Linked DNA regions of Homo sapiens: region 1 is linked to region 2. The links are chromatin contacts, found by Hi-C or POLR2A ChIA-PET in ENCODE. All regions are on one chromosome and are shown on one strand. The core of a region is the stretch at or near the end of the contact, and the rest is flanking DNA. Distances in the headings are between cores, read along the strand shown.

What was found. A loop is a pair of places that touch in the nucleus more often than their neighbours do. ChIA-PET counts read pairs that join two places held with the same protein, here RNA polymerase II (POLR2A). Pooled maps may share reads with other maps.
Region 1: a loop to region 2 is called in a map of left cardiac atrium, with 2.1 times the contacts of the local background. The contact joins two enhancer-like sites. A Hi-C loop is called at or near these places in 21 of 168 maps with a recorded cell type or tissue (Caco-2, GM12878, IMR-90 and 17 more), 11 of 37 single-sample maps with no recorded cell type and 28 of 50 pooled maps. POLR2A ChIA-PET finds 5 or more read pairs at or near these places in 3 of 52 experiments (AG04450, BJ and H1).

What each region holds. Positions count from the first base shown.
Region 1 is chr5:147,392,644-147,398,963 of GRCh38, forward strand. It overlaps DPYSL3 (dihydropyrimidinase like 3), which reads right to left. Exons shown (of 14, transcript NM_001197294.2): 12 at 5,023-5,202; 13 at 2,916-3,078; 14 at 1-1,480. The coding sequence ends at 1,392. It also overlaps a transcript of STK32A not described here. Among named protein-coding and RNA genes, the nearest start is that of DPYSL3, 110 kb to the right of the region's middle. Within about 2 kb of position 3,513, at least 4 of the 41 ENCODE cell types and tissues checked have a DNase peak (open chromatin) inside an H3K27ac peak, as active enhancers do; they include ascending aorta and gastrocnemius medialis, where a contact is called at or near this core.
Region 2 is chr5:147,455,909-147,462,873 of GRCh38, forward strand. All of the region lies in intron 1 of DPYSL3 (dihydropyrimidinase like 3), which reads right to left. Among named protein-coding and RNA genes, the nearest start is that of DPYSL3, 51 kb to the right of the region's middle. RefSeq lists an enhancer at 39-540. Within about 2 kb of position 3,950, at least 3 of the 41 ENCODE cell types and tissues checked have a DNase peak (open chromatin) inside an H3K27ac peak, as active enhancers do; they include ascending aorta and gastrocnemius medialis, where a contact is called at or near this core.

The DNA.
Region 1 (6,320 bases), core at 2,263-4,762, 64 kb before region 2:
GAGATATTCAACTCTGACAGACAAGGTAGATCGAAGCACCCACACTAATTTCTTTCAGGTGCCCCATGAGGAAGACTGCATCATGTCACTTCCACTCACTTGGGGAGATTCTAGGACTGAGACACAAAGTTCCCCCAGAGTTTCTGCTAATGGAAGGGGAAACAGGTGGTTTGGAATGGAAAGGTGGAACCAGGTCCACAAAATGTGCTCCCTCTGCTCAAGACTGACTTTGGCTTTCCCAGTTCCCCACTTGACTTTCATATAAGCTGAGATGACCTATTACGGTAAAAATTAGGGAACACCTAATAAAACCAACTTTCAAAAACTCCTATTTATCATGGATGTGCCAGGATCGAGAGAATCAAACACAAACTGCCTGTAAGAGAGGCCCTTCATTCTGCCTCATCTGAGCTAAAATCCTGACTTGGGATGCCAGAAGCATGCCACTCTTCTCGGTTTGCAAAGACAGAAGAGTGAGAGGTGACCTCGCCGTGTTTAGAAGGAAGCGTCTTTAAGCTGTGGGTGCCCTCACCACGTGGGCCTGTGCTATGTTCTCAGCTGCTGGCTTTTAAGAGCACCAAAGAGGCAGGGAGGGCAAGAGGAAGAGAAGTGTCATTTGCTCTGTCCCTGCCTGGCCTTCCCAACCCAGGAAAGAGAAGGATTTGAAAGCAACACTAAGAAAGAGGCCTGAGCAAACACTGGCACAATCAAGCAGGTGGAAGAAATGGTTGGGTCTTGGCATTTTAATAAACGTTCAAAGAAACAAAATTTACTTGTAGGGGACGTGACAAAGAACAGAACCCAAAGACTGCCTGCCTTCTCGGCAGACCCTAGGGAGCTGTGGTGATGTGACAGCTGCCACAGCGGCTATCTTCCATGGAAATAACGTACGTCATCAACACAATATACAACACCCCTTCCACTCACCTGACCCACCCACCTCCCTCCTACATGCCCTACCCCAGCCCCTCTGCACCCTCCACCTTGCTCCAGGCTCCCACCACCCACTCACCCCAAATAACCTGCGTCCCTTTTGTTCATTTCCCTGACGTCCCAGCTTGTCTGTCCCCTTGTCATAAGATGCAGCACTACACACGCTCTCAACACTATGATAGAGCAGACTCTTTTACCTTAGTGGCCTGTCTGATTGCATGCATGTAAATGGGGGGAGGGGAGTCAAACAAATCAAGGCTATGCATAAACAGAAAACAAAGCAATATTCGTAAAGCTAGGCAAGCGAGCGTAACATTGGAGAAACATAAGGCTTGAGGCTTATTGATTCTTTAGATCACAACCGTTTGGATTCGCTTTCCTTCTTAAATATCGGTGTACCATTTTGGCTTCAAAACAATCTCTTCTTGCTTCTGCCCCTCTCTTTGAGGAAGGCTTGCTTAACTCAGAGATGTGATATTAGAACGGCCGCCTGGGGGCGCCACGATGCGCTTGCTGGCTGAGCGAACCCCCTCATCCACTTGGGTGCCTACAGTTGGAAATAAATTCCCAGGGGGAAAAAAAAAACAGAGTGGCGGGTAGGGGGATGTGGGCAAGAGAGAAACTGGGTTAATTTTAAGAGTGCAAGATATGAAGTGCCTTGCTGGCCTCACCTCCCAAGAAACTTCCATTCCAGTCTATCAGGTCTTCTAGACTTTTCTTATGGCCCCGAAAACTAGCCTCTGGTAGGAAAAGCCAAGTTCTTATCTAGATTTCATCTGACCCAGAGCATGATAATAATACTGGGAAGAAGAACAATGACAAAGACGTGACACTCATTGTGGCAGGCAATGTTTTCCGTGCTTAACCATTATCTCCTTTAATCCTCACCACCATGGTTTGAGAGAGGTGCCCTTATCTGTTTTACAGAGGAGATAACTGAGGTTCTGAAAGGTTAGGTCACTTGCCCAAGATCCCACAGTGCAAAGCAGTGATGGTCAGGTCTTTGTGACAACAGCACAAAAAGAAATTTCAATGTGTGCTTGGGTCTATTCAGAAAGGAGCCTCTAAAAGCTTAAGAATTAAGGTAGCCAGAGAACAACAACAACAAAAAAAAAAAGGCAAAAACTTTGAAAAAAATTGCTTATGACTAGCAGAATGTGACCTCTGGCAAAGTTACCTCCAAACTTTAAACTCTTTTCCTTTGTCTTTCTTCCCCTAGGTCTCCCTTACCTCTTTCTCCCATGTTTCTGTTTCTCCCATTCCATACCCTTTCCTCATATGCTGTAATTTTACCTTTAAATGTCTTTCTTTTCTTGTTATCTTACTTCCTTCACATTTAAATTATTCATTATAGGAATGCGAATCTACATTTATTTTTCTCCATTTTAAGACTACTGGTTATGGAGCAACTGAATGATTATTTTCTAATTATATCAGAGAGTTCGTAAAGAATAGGTAAGACTAATCACATGGCTAACACATAGTAGATGTTCAATCAGTGGTAGCTAGTGTTAGCATTATTATAATTACTAGGAATGGGAGAATATAATAAAAATCCTAGGTTAGAAGACGCTACTGCAATTTGAGCATAAAAATAATTTAAGCTATCTTTTAATCTGGACAAATAAAGAAAACATACTATGTTGCATAGCGCTCATAGGCTAATGCTGGAAATCACTATCAATTCATAGAGGGGACCAGCTCCCCGACCCTGCCCCCAACCAGGGCTGATCTCTAGGCAGAATCAGTTACCACTTAAACCTGGTCTTCGGCCTGACTGCCTTGTCTTACTTTCTTACCAGGACCCCTTGTCAATTCAGGGACCCTTCCTGCTTGCCCCAGTAACCTTCTCCCTAAAGTTGACACCAGTGCTAGGCTGGAAAACTCCTTCAGGTTGAGTTCTGAGGAACACCCTGTGGCCTCAGAACATTGATCTTCCCCTTCCCCCTTCTCTTATCTTTTGATGAGCCTGTCCCACTCACCTGACAGGCTAAATCCCGACTGATGAAGATTCCTCACAGGTGGGTTCGGCCGAGTAGGAGAGCCCCGAGCAGAGCCTGCGGGGGTGCCACCTTTGGGGGTGGTGGTCAGGTCAAACACAGGCCCATCGTACATGCCCCTTGGGACGGCATGCAGGTCTGCCATCTGCAGCCAGAGAAGAGCATGTCACCATTCATTCATTCAGCATTTTAGGGTCTGTTCTAGGTATCATAAATATATTAGTGAATACAGTGTGTGGTGGGAGCTAGGAATTAACAATAATAAAGATAATTTGAGGAAGGGAGAAGTAGTATAAAATAAATAAAGGAGGATGTGATGATAGAGTGACAATGGATGTGGTCAGTGAAGGCCCTTCTAAATAGATGAGCTTCGATCAGAAGGATCAAAGGACGTTGCTATGGGGTTGGGGTTGCCAGAGGGAGGAGGTTGGAGGGATACCGGGGAGTGGTGTGGATGACAGAGAAGCCAGCAAAGAGAAGAGCAAGGGCAGACAGCTGAAGTGGGAGTGATTATGAAATAGAAGAACAGCAGTACAGCTGGAGCAGAGGGATAGGAAGGGTAGGTCATGACACGAGGTCGCAGGTCCTGGCCAGGATGGGATCACATGGGAGCTCCACCCTCACACTCTTCAGCACACACCAGGGTGGGCAGGCCTTGAAGTGAGTGTCTGTGGTCTGACCCACTGACCTCTGTCTGTGGCTGTGAACTTGCCCTGGGACTGTGGAGCCAGCCAGCAACTTCCACCCAGCACATGCTCTGCTAGGCCTTGTGCCAGGCACTAGGGCCTTTGGCCATGGGAAACACGGTACCTCCTGCAAAGGGGCTTACAGTCAACTGGACAAACACTGCAAGACCACCCATGGCAGCGGCACACAACCTCCACCCATTTCTTAACTTTGGCCAGAGGGGAGGCAATGAGGACGCGCTGCCAGAGGAGCCTGACCGTGCAGGATGGATCATCACAAGAAGTCCTGTCAGAGCCTCCTTCCCTGTTAGTGACTCAAATGCCAGCACAGAAGCCGAGCCCATCAAATGTGCAGATGCTAATGATTCTAGTGATGTGATGACTGTATCTGTACTCCCCAAAACCAAGAACTCTACATCATCAACACTTCCCTGGTTTCAGAATCTAAATCACACTCATAGAAATAAAGGGTCAATATTGGGGAAGTCTCCTTCTCTATTAGGCCCAAACTGGAGTGTGGAGCTCAAATTCCACAATCCTAGGGTAGGGCTAATACACATATATATACAAACACATATATATACGTATATCTGTATATGTGTGTATATATATATATATATATAGTGTGTGTATAGAAAGTATAATACAATAAATACAATAAATATAAATATGTGAATATATTTATTTATACGCATTTTTGTTTTTAATTATATTTATTGTATTGTTATAATACAATACACAATACAATATAAATATATAAATGTTTATTTATATATTTATATATTATTCTATATTTATATATTAAGTATATATAAATATAATACATATATTGTAAATATATATTTAATTTCTCTGCACCTCCATTTTTTATACGCATGCATACATTTGCACACATGTATGTATCTATAGACCTATATATATATATATACACACATATCTCTGTGTGTGTTTATATATAAAATCAGAGAAATAAAGTTTTATTGAAAATACAGTAGCTAAAATGTTATAAGTGTTTGCCCCTGTGGAGCAGCACTGGACAGAATGACACAGGGATGTGTCGGTGTGGATTCTCGGTTCTCACCTTCAGACTTGAAGAGTCATTTATTTTTTAAAAAAATACACTGGCCTTATTTTGAATTATTCGAATTTAAATTATTTTTAATAAAGTACTATAAAAATGTGGGAAAAGTCATTTGGGAAAAAAAGCTCTCTTTGAACAAAAATTTTCAACACCCTCTTTAATAGTACATTAAGTCTGTGTAGTTGTTCTTGGGGACAAGACTGTCACTGAATTTCTCTGTGAGAGTCTAGAGATCACAGTGCCCTGTGTTCATGGTTACTATCTCTGAGCGTGAGTGGAACACAAAGCTCCTGCACCACCTCAGAGCTCCAATGCTTTTTACCTTCCTCCGTGCTTTAATGCGCTTGTAGACATAGTCGGAGAACGGGCTGCAGGGTATGAAGCGGCCAGCCCCCTGGGTCACGTGCAGGTTGCCATCTTCCAGCATGATCTTGCCCTGGCAGATGACAACCAGAGGAGCCCCGCGCAGCTCCATCCCTTCAAAGATGTTGTACTCTGCCGCCTAGAGGCAGGGGTGAGAAGCAAAGCCACAGTAAGGGTAGAGAAAGAGGAACGTACCTTCTCTCCTTGAGACCTTCAGTGTCATTTGCTGCTGATTCACCAGGTAAGCCAGGAAAAGCTCACCATGCATCTGCAAGCATCCAGTGGGTAGAAGGCACCGGAGACAGATTTACTAAGACAAGACTAAACTTCCTAGCAAAAAGAAGTGTCCGGTCTTTAATAAGGTCCTCAAGTGGAAGTCAACTTTTGTCTTGGGTAGTGTTCAAAGAGAAGCTGGATAACTATCCAGGATGCTGTACATCACTGTCTTGTATTGAGCAGGTGGGCAGAGAGGTTATGTGGCCTTTAGGTCCCTCTAGCTCCAAATTAAATAACATGAGATGACACAATATTTAAGCAAAGGCCATTGCCACCAAAAATGGGATTTCTCCCTACCTCCTTCATTTACTCAATCAGCAAGAGGCATTACTGTACTGCCAATAATTAAGAACATCAGTTTAGAGTCAGCTTGTCTGGGTTTCAATGCTAGCTTCACCATTCGCTTGCTGCACAAATTATTTAATTTTTCTGTACCTCCAATTTTTAATCTATAAAACGGAGGATAATAGTCCCTACCTGTAGAAGACTACTATGGAAATCCAGTGAATTCAAAGCACAGTGCCTGAAACATAAGTGCTTAAAAATATTAACTATTTTTAACAACAGTGTCGAGCCCGTTTCTGTTAGGTACTGCACTTTAATTATCATCCTCCATGTGAAACTCATCGTGAAGAAGTCATCACTGCTGTTTACCAGTTATTTCCTATTCTTTCCCTTTCCAGGCACAAAGGATCATTGCACGCCCTGACTTCCGGAAGTTAGGTATAGCCACAGGACTGGCTAAGACCAGTGCCATGTGAGAGGCAGTGACGTACACCACATCTAGGGGAAGCTTTCAGAGCCAGTAGACCATTCACCAGGTCATGTTCCCCTGTCTCAGCAATCATGAAAACATATGTAGAGAGGAAGCCTCTATTGGCCTCTGTCCCTGAGTGACTGGAATGGGCAGAGCCCATCTGCTTTGGAAAGCAGGAGAAACACAGTTGAGGTTTTGAGCCACTGAGATTTAGGGGATGGATT
Region 2 (6,965 bases), core at 2,700-5,199:
ATTGTGTGTGTGTGTGTGTGTGTGTGTTGTTTCAAATAACAAGACTTGGTTAAGCTTTTTTGAGGTCAGGTTTGCATGCAAGAGGCCATGCTGAATGGCAATTGCAATGTGTTCTTCTGGATCCGGCTGCTGTGACCAGCCAGACACAGAAACACAGCAAATTGATTCAAGCTGTTGCCATCATCAGAAATGTACAACAAACACTATTTTCCTTGTTTCATCCCCTTCAATTATCTTTCACTTTCTTGAACCAAAATAAAGCCTCTAAGATGAATTTGAAGGAAAAAGCCTTCCTTGGCCATAAGAAAGGCAGCCATCAACACAGGATGCCTCTGTGTCTGGCCAAGAGAGAGAAGAATGGAACCAGTATGGATGTTTTCCACAGTAGAATGACTCTGAATGGTTTTCCTTGGATACACAGCAGTGCTTGGCTTTAGGTATCTCAGTAAACTGAAAGAGGGAGAGGAAGATGTAGAAATAGACTTGATTTACAGTCCCAAAGAAACTTAATTTTGGCTACCACACCTGCCACACCACAGATTTCCACACTTAAATCAATGGGTACTCCATTCCAGTTGCTCAGGCGAAAGGTTTGGCACCATCCTTGATTTCTCTCCTTCAATCATGCCCCTACTCTCCACAGACAATCTTTCAGCAAATGCTACTGATTCTATTTTTTTTTTTTTTTTTTTTTTTTTTGAGACAGAGTCTCGCTCTTGTTGCCCAGGCTGGAGTGCAGTGGGGTGATCTCGGCTCACAGCAACCTCCGCCTCCCAGGTTTAAGCAATTCTCCCGCCTCATCCTCCTGAGTAGCTGGCATTACAGGTGTCTGCCACCACACCTGGCTAATTTTTGTACTTTTAGTAGAGAGGGGGTTTCACCATGTTGGCCATGCTGGTCTCGAACTCCTGACCTCATGTGATCTGCTTGCCTCAGCCTCCCAAAGTGCTGGGATTACAGGCATGAACCACCGCACCCAGCCAGTTCTATCTTTTAAATGTATCCAGACTATGGTCTCCTCTCATGATTTGCAAAGTTTCTTCCTGTGTTTAGCCATCATTTGGCTATCACCTGAATTATTGTAACCTCCTAACTGGGTTCTCTTCCTCACCATCACTCATTCATTCATTCATTCATTCATTCATTCTCAAAATATTCACACAATATTTACCTTGTGCTTACTATGTGCCATTATTTTTATCAGTGTTAGTGCAATGGAGGTGAATAATAAGTCCCAAATATCATGGAGTTTACTTCGTATTCTTCTTATTATATAATAATAACGCATATCCTTATTACACCACCTGTCACTTGCTAGCCCCCTTTCCTGCTTTATCTTCATAATACTTTTTACCACATGACATATTAATTTATTATTGAATATTCTCCCCATCACCAGAATATAAGCTATTTGAGGGTATGTGATGTGTCTGTTTATTTACTGAATGCCTGAAATAGAGCCTTGTCCATAGAAATTGCTCAATAATTATTAGGGGAGTGAATGTAAGAATTTTTTAAAATTGCATCTGGAGAAAGATTAAATAGGTGAAGAAGAACTTTTCTGGAACTAAAGGGCATGTAGTTAGAATGTAGATTTTACAGTATCTATATTTGCTTCTCTATGCATTTTTAGAGTTTCCTGATTCTAGATTTCAGAGCAGATGAATTAAGATGGCGAAGAATCACTTTGCTAATATGATACAGTCCAAAAATTTCAGAGCAACATATGGGCCAAAGAAAGGCTCAGTAGAGTAGAATTGGTACCTGGGCACTGATTAGTTTTATGCCAATGAGGCTGATTCAGTCAGGAGAGGAAACTTTATGAGGCAGGAGAGAAGTAGGTCAATGGCTCTATGAAAGTTCCAGAATAGGCAACTCAGGTGACATTTATTGTTTGAGTGGAGGGCTTGCCCTTAGCTAGAAACAAGACTGGTTCCTCCACAGTCACTGAAGAGGAGAATATCTTTGCACAGAGTCCAGTAGCTGGGTATATTTCCGGGAAGGACTTCATGGAATTTGTCTTCTGACTCCATCTATTTTTTCTGCCATCAGCTAAGACCATCTAGGAAAGAAGGTATTGGGAGAGGGAGGAGGAGTTCATATGAAAATCATTTTCCAGGACAGTAAAGGAACTAGGAAAATATGGTATGATTATCTGGCAGTGTCAGAGGCGTGTTAACCAGAGCAACTCCATCTTGAATAGGAGCTGTGTAAAATGAGGCCGAGACCTGAGACCTACTGGGCTGCATTCCCAGATGGTTAAGGCATTCTAAGTCACAGGATGAGAGAGGAGGTCGGCACAAGATACAGGTCATAAAGACCTTCCTGATAAAACAGGTTGCACTAAAGAAGCTGGCTAAATCCCACCAAAACCAAGATGGCGACAAGAGTGACCTTTGGTCGTCCTCACTGCTACACTCCCACCAGCGCCATGACAGTTTACAAATACCATGGCAACGTCGGAAGTTACCCTAGATGGTCTAAAAAGGGGAGGCATGAATAATCCACCCCTTGTTTAGCATATCATCAAGAAAGAATCATAAAAACAGGCAACCAGCAGATCCTCGGGGCTGCTCTGTTTATGGAGCAGCCATTCTTTTGTTCCTTTACTTTCTTAATACACTTGCTTTCATTACTCTATGGACTCACCCTGAATTCTTTCTTGCACAAGATCCAAGAACCCTCTCTTAGGGTCTGGATCGAGACCCCTTTCCGGTAATAGCAGCAGTAAAGATTCCCTTCAAACGGTGACCATAAATTTAAAGAGAGACCAGTAAGCCTGGTTGTGGATGTTCCTCCAGCCACTTACAGTAGCATATGTGCAGGCAAGGAGCAGGTAGGGTGTGGAATTGAATGTGGGCTCTTTAAGATGAGTGCTGAGAAGGGAGAGAAAAACTCAAGGGAACTGAGGATGAAGCAAGGGATCTAAGCTCCTTAAGAGAGCAGGGAGAACACAGTGTATAGGGGAATAAAGGACAGTGAACATACTGAAGATTAAATAAGATTATTCTCATAAAGCTCTTAAGTCAAGTTAATTAAATGGCAGCTACTCCTAACACTATTTTTAATATTTTGATTTTTTTTTTTTTTTTGCTAAACTTATTTATGCCAGGAACTATGTCTTATTTATCTTTATAGCCCCCAGCTCTTTTACAGTGCTTGGAGTGGAGTCGCATCAATGGGAAAAGGGGGAGATTGACTGAACAGGCAGGGGAGAAAGTCCAGAATATTCTCTGTCCTTTAATCTCCAAAACATTTAAAATAAGGACCTAGCCATTTACCTAGTTTTGACCATTAAAAATATTTTTTACTTTCTAAAAATACATTTATATGTTGCTGTCTTAATATGAGAAAACATTTGCCCCTTGGTCCTGATTTGAAAAATTCAGAAAAAAAAGTTCTAAAATAAATATAGAAGAGTTTTGAAGGGGAAAATGTATATACTAGGCCTATGTGAAATATATAGGCTGTTCTTATATTACATAAATAAACATTTAATCTTAGAGCTGCCTTAATTAAGCATTTGGGTCCATTAATTTTTACCTACAACCAAACAAAGGAAATCTCAGTCATGTAACTCCAGTGTTACAGAATGAAAACCAAAGAGATGATTCACCTGCTATTATTAGATGTCTACACATTGAATACAGAAATAAACTGGTAAACAAACTAACCTCGGATACACATAAACCAAAAAAAAAAAAATTACAGCCACAGAAAAGTATTCCCACTGGCTGATTCCAAAATCAAGCTTACACTAGCTTAAGCAAAGGTATGCAATCCTACGTCTCTCTAGACAGAGTTTCTCATTCTTTTCTTCAGTAGTCATTGAGTTTGAAGGATTCTGACCTGCTCCATCCAGCTCTGATGGCAACTCATATCAAAGCCAAAGGCTAGAGTTAGAAGATCAGGTTGCGAGAGGCCGGGTGCTGTGGCTCACGCCTGTAATGCCAGCACTTTGGGAGGCAGAGGTGGGCGGGTCATGAGGTCAGCAGATCAAGACCATCCTGGCTAACATGGTGAAACCCAGTCTCTACTCAAAATACAAAAAATTAGCCAGGTGTGGTGGTGGGCGCCTGTTATCCCAGCTACGTTGGGAGGCTGAGGCAGGAGAATGGTGTGAACCCAGGAGGCAGAGCTTACAGTGAGCCAGGATCGAGCCACTGCACTCCAGCCTGGGCGACAGAACGAGACTCCGTCTCAGAAAAAAAAAAAAGATGAGGTTGTGAGATGAGGACAAATTATTGTATGCTGATCTTCATCTCTGGCCCAGCATGTTAGACACACAAGTGAAGTTACATTCATACGAGGGGAAAAACTCTTGACAGCTCTGCCTTAGGCATCATGGGGAGAGATACTATAGTCTGATGAACTTATCTGAACTTCAGAAATTTTAGAAAATACTTTATTTCCCCAAAGTTGCTGCTGTGAATTACCTTTCAGCAAGGAATCCCAGGTTTTTCAGCTATATATGTTCATGGGTTTGGGAAAAAAGGCAGTCTAGTGTGTACCATTCCCCAAAAGGTCCATGTCCTAATCCCAGACCTATGAAGATGTCACCTTACATGACAAAGGGATTTTGTGATTAAGTTAAGGATCTTGACAAGGGGAGATTATCCTAGATTATTCAGGCAGTCCCAGTGTAATCACTAGGGTCCTGATAAAGGGAGGAGGGAGGCAGGAGACTCAAAAAGAGAGGGAGTTGTGTTAAAGCAAGAGTCACTGTGTCTAGACACCAGTATCTGTCTGTGTTTAGACAACCAAGGGTGTCAGATGCAGCCATGAGCCAAGGAATGTAGGCAGCTCTGATAACACTTCGAATTTAGCCCCATAGACACAATTTAGTAATAATCCGTTGCCCAAATTCTGGATCTGAGCTAGTTTTCAGGCTTGCAATCCATTAATTGAAGGAAAAGCCAGTTCATCAGTAGGAAGGACCCTGCAACGCCATGCCTAAGGTACAAGGTAATCTTGACTCCCACACAAGTACCAATAGGAGAATCATAATTTAGACGTCTAGTCCTCCTACAAGAGGTCCTATTGATACAGGAGATAGAAAGAAATTATTTAGGCAGATAGAGTAAAAGAGTCCTCATCAAGGCTTCCCTTCTAATAAAAAGCAGCCCAAGAAAAGCAGCCTGGAAAATCAAGTTGCAAACATAGATAAGCAGCCTGGAAGCTTGCACGGGTGAATGCTGGGAGCTGTCCCAACAGAAAAGGGCTACAAGGGAGCCAGGCATGGTCAACATGGAGGCACCATTTTCCCTTTTGTTACCATGTGTACAGTAAAGGAATAAGCAACATGGCACTAGCAAGGCAGAGAACCATCTGCATAAAAAAAGATTAGGGTTGGGGAGGCCAGTTTCTCATGCCTTCTGCAATGGCATACCTAGTCCTAACCAGGTTTTCATGCCTTATGCAAATGGCACACCTGGTCCAACCAATCTTTTGTGCCCTATGTAAATCAGACACCGCCTCCTCAGGCTCACTGTAAAACCCCTGCATTTCACCATAGACCCAGAAAACCCATTTGGGACCCCTCTCTCTGCAGCAGAGAGAGCTATTCTCTTTCTTTTGCCTATTAAACTTCCACTCTCAACCTTACTCTTTGTGTGTCCATGTCTTAGTTTTCCATGGCTGTGAGACAAAGAATTTCAGGTATCACCCCAGACAACGATGCTGCTTCACTACGGCCACCTACTAATGCCACTGTAAAGTGGGAAGGGAGACTGGCAGATACAAGTTCCCAATTGACATTGATACCCAGAGCTGAAATATCAACATAGCTTCTCTGTTAGAGTAGAGACATGTAGAGGCCAGGTACTGAGTGGACTCTTGGTCTACGTTTGGCTTACATTTGGCCTTTGGGGTTCACTGATCCACCTAGCAGTCATTTTCACAGACTACCATTTATTAATTGGAATAGACAAATATGGCAATTAGCACAACTTCCACGTTGGTTTCTTAGTCTCTGGGGTAACAGCCATCAAGTAGGGAAGACCAAGCAGAAAGCTCCAAAACCGAACCCCTACCCCACCAAAGATAGAGAGTAAATCAAAAAATTTGTTTTATCCTAAGGGAATGGCAGAGGTTAGCAGCACAGTTAAAGACCTGAAGGATGCAGGGCTGCCAGTCTCCATCATATCACCATTTGATTCACTAGTCTGGATGCCACAAAAGCCTGACAAATACCAGAGCATGACTCAATCAAGAGCCTAAACCTAAGCTGCTATGATATTTTTCTAGAGCAAATGGCCTCAAGTACATTGTACATAGCCACTGACCTAGCAAATGAGTGCTGTTTCATCACAAAAGAAGATCAAAAGCAGATTGCACACACTTGGAACAGAAAAACTGTACACATGAACAATCTTGACTTAAGGCTATGTTAATTATCCTTTCCTCCACCATAATATAGTCTGAAAGATCTAGATTGTCTGGACATCTTAAAGAACATCCCAGTAGTATACTTTATTGATAACATCATGAAAATATGACTAGATGAGCAAGAAATGACAAGTACATTGAAGGCTTTGGTAACGCACATGAACTCTTATCTACAAAATGGAAGATAAAGATAAATCTACAAAGATTCAGGGGCCTGATATCTCAGATTGGGCATGCCACAACTTCTTTCAGAGTAAAGAACAAATTATTGCACTAGGGAACTCCTGCAATGAAGGAAGCACAAAGCCTGGTAGGTCTCTTCAGGTTTTAGAGACAACATATTCCATATTCCAAAATGTGTTACAACCCACATACAGAGAAGGCTGTCAGTTTTGAGTGACACCTGGAATAGGAAAGTGTTCTGTAACAGATTTGCCTGCAGTGTAAACAGCCCAACCACTTTGGCCCTATGATTCAATGACTCCTATGTTATTGGAGGTATTTGTGGGAAAAAAAAGCCACGTGGAGGTCACACAAATGCCAATAGGAGAATCATATTTAGATTCCTAGGACTCTGG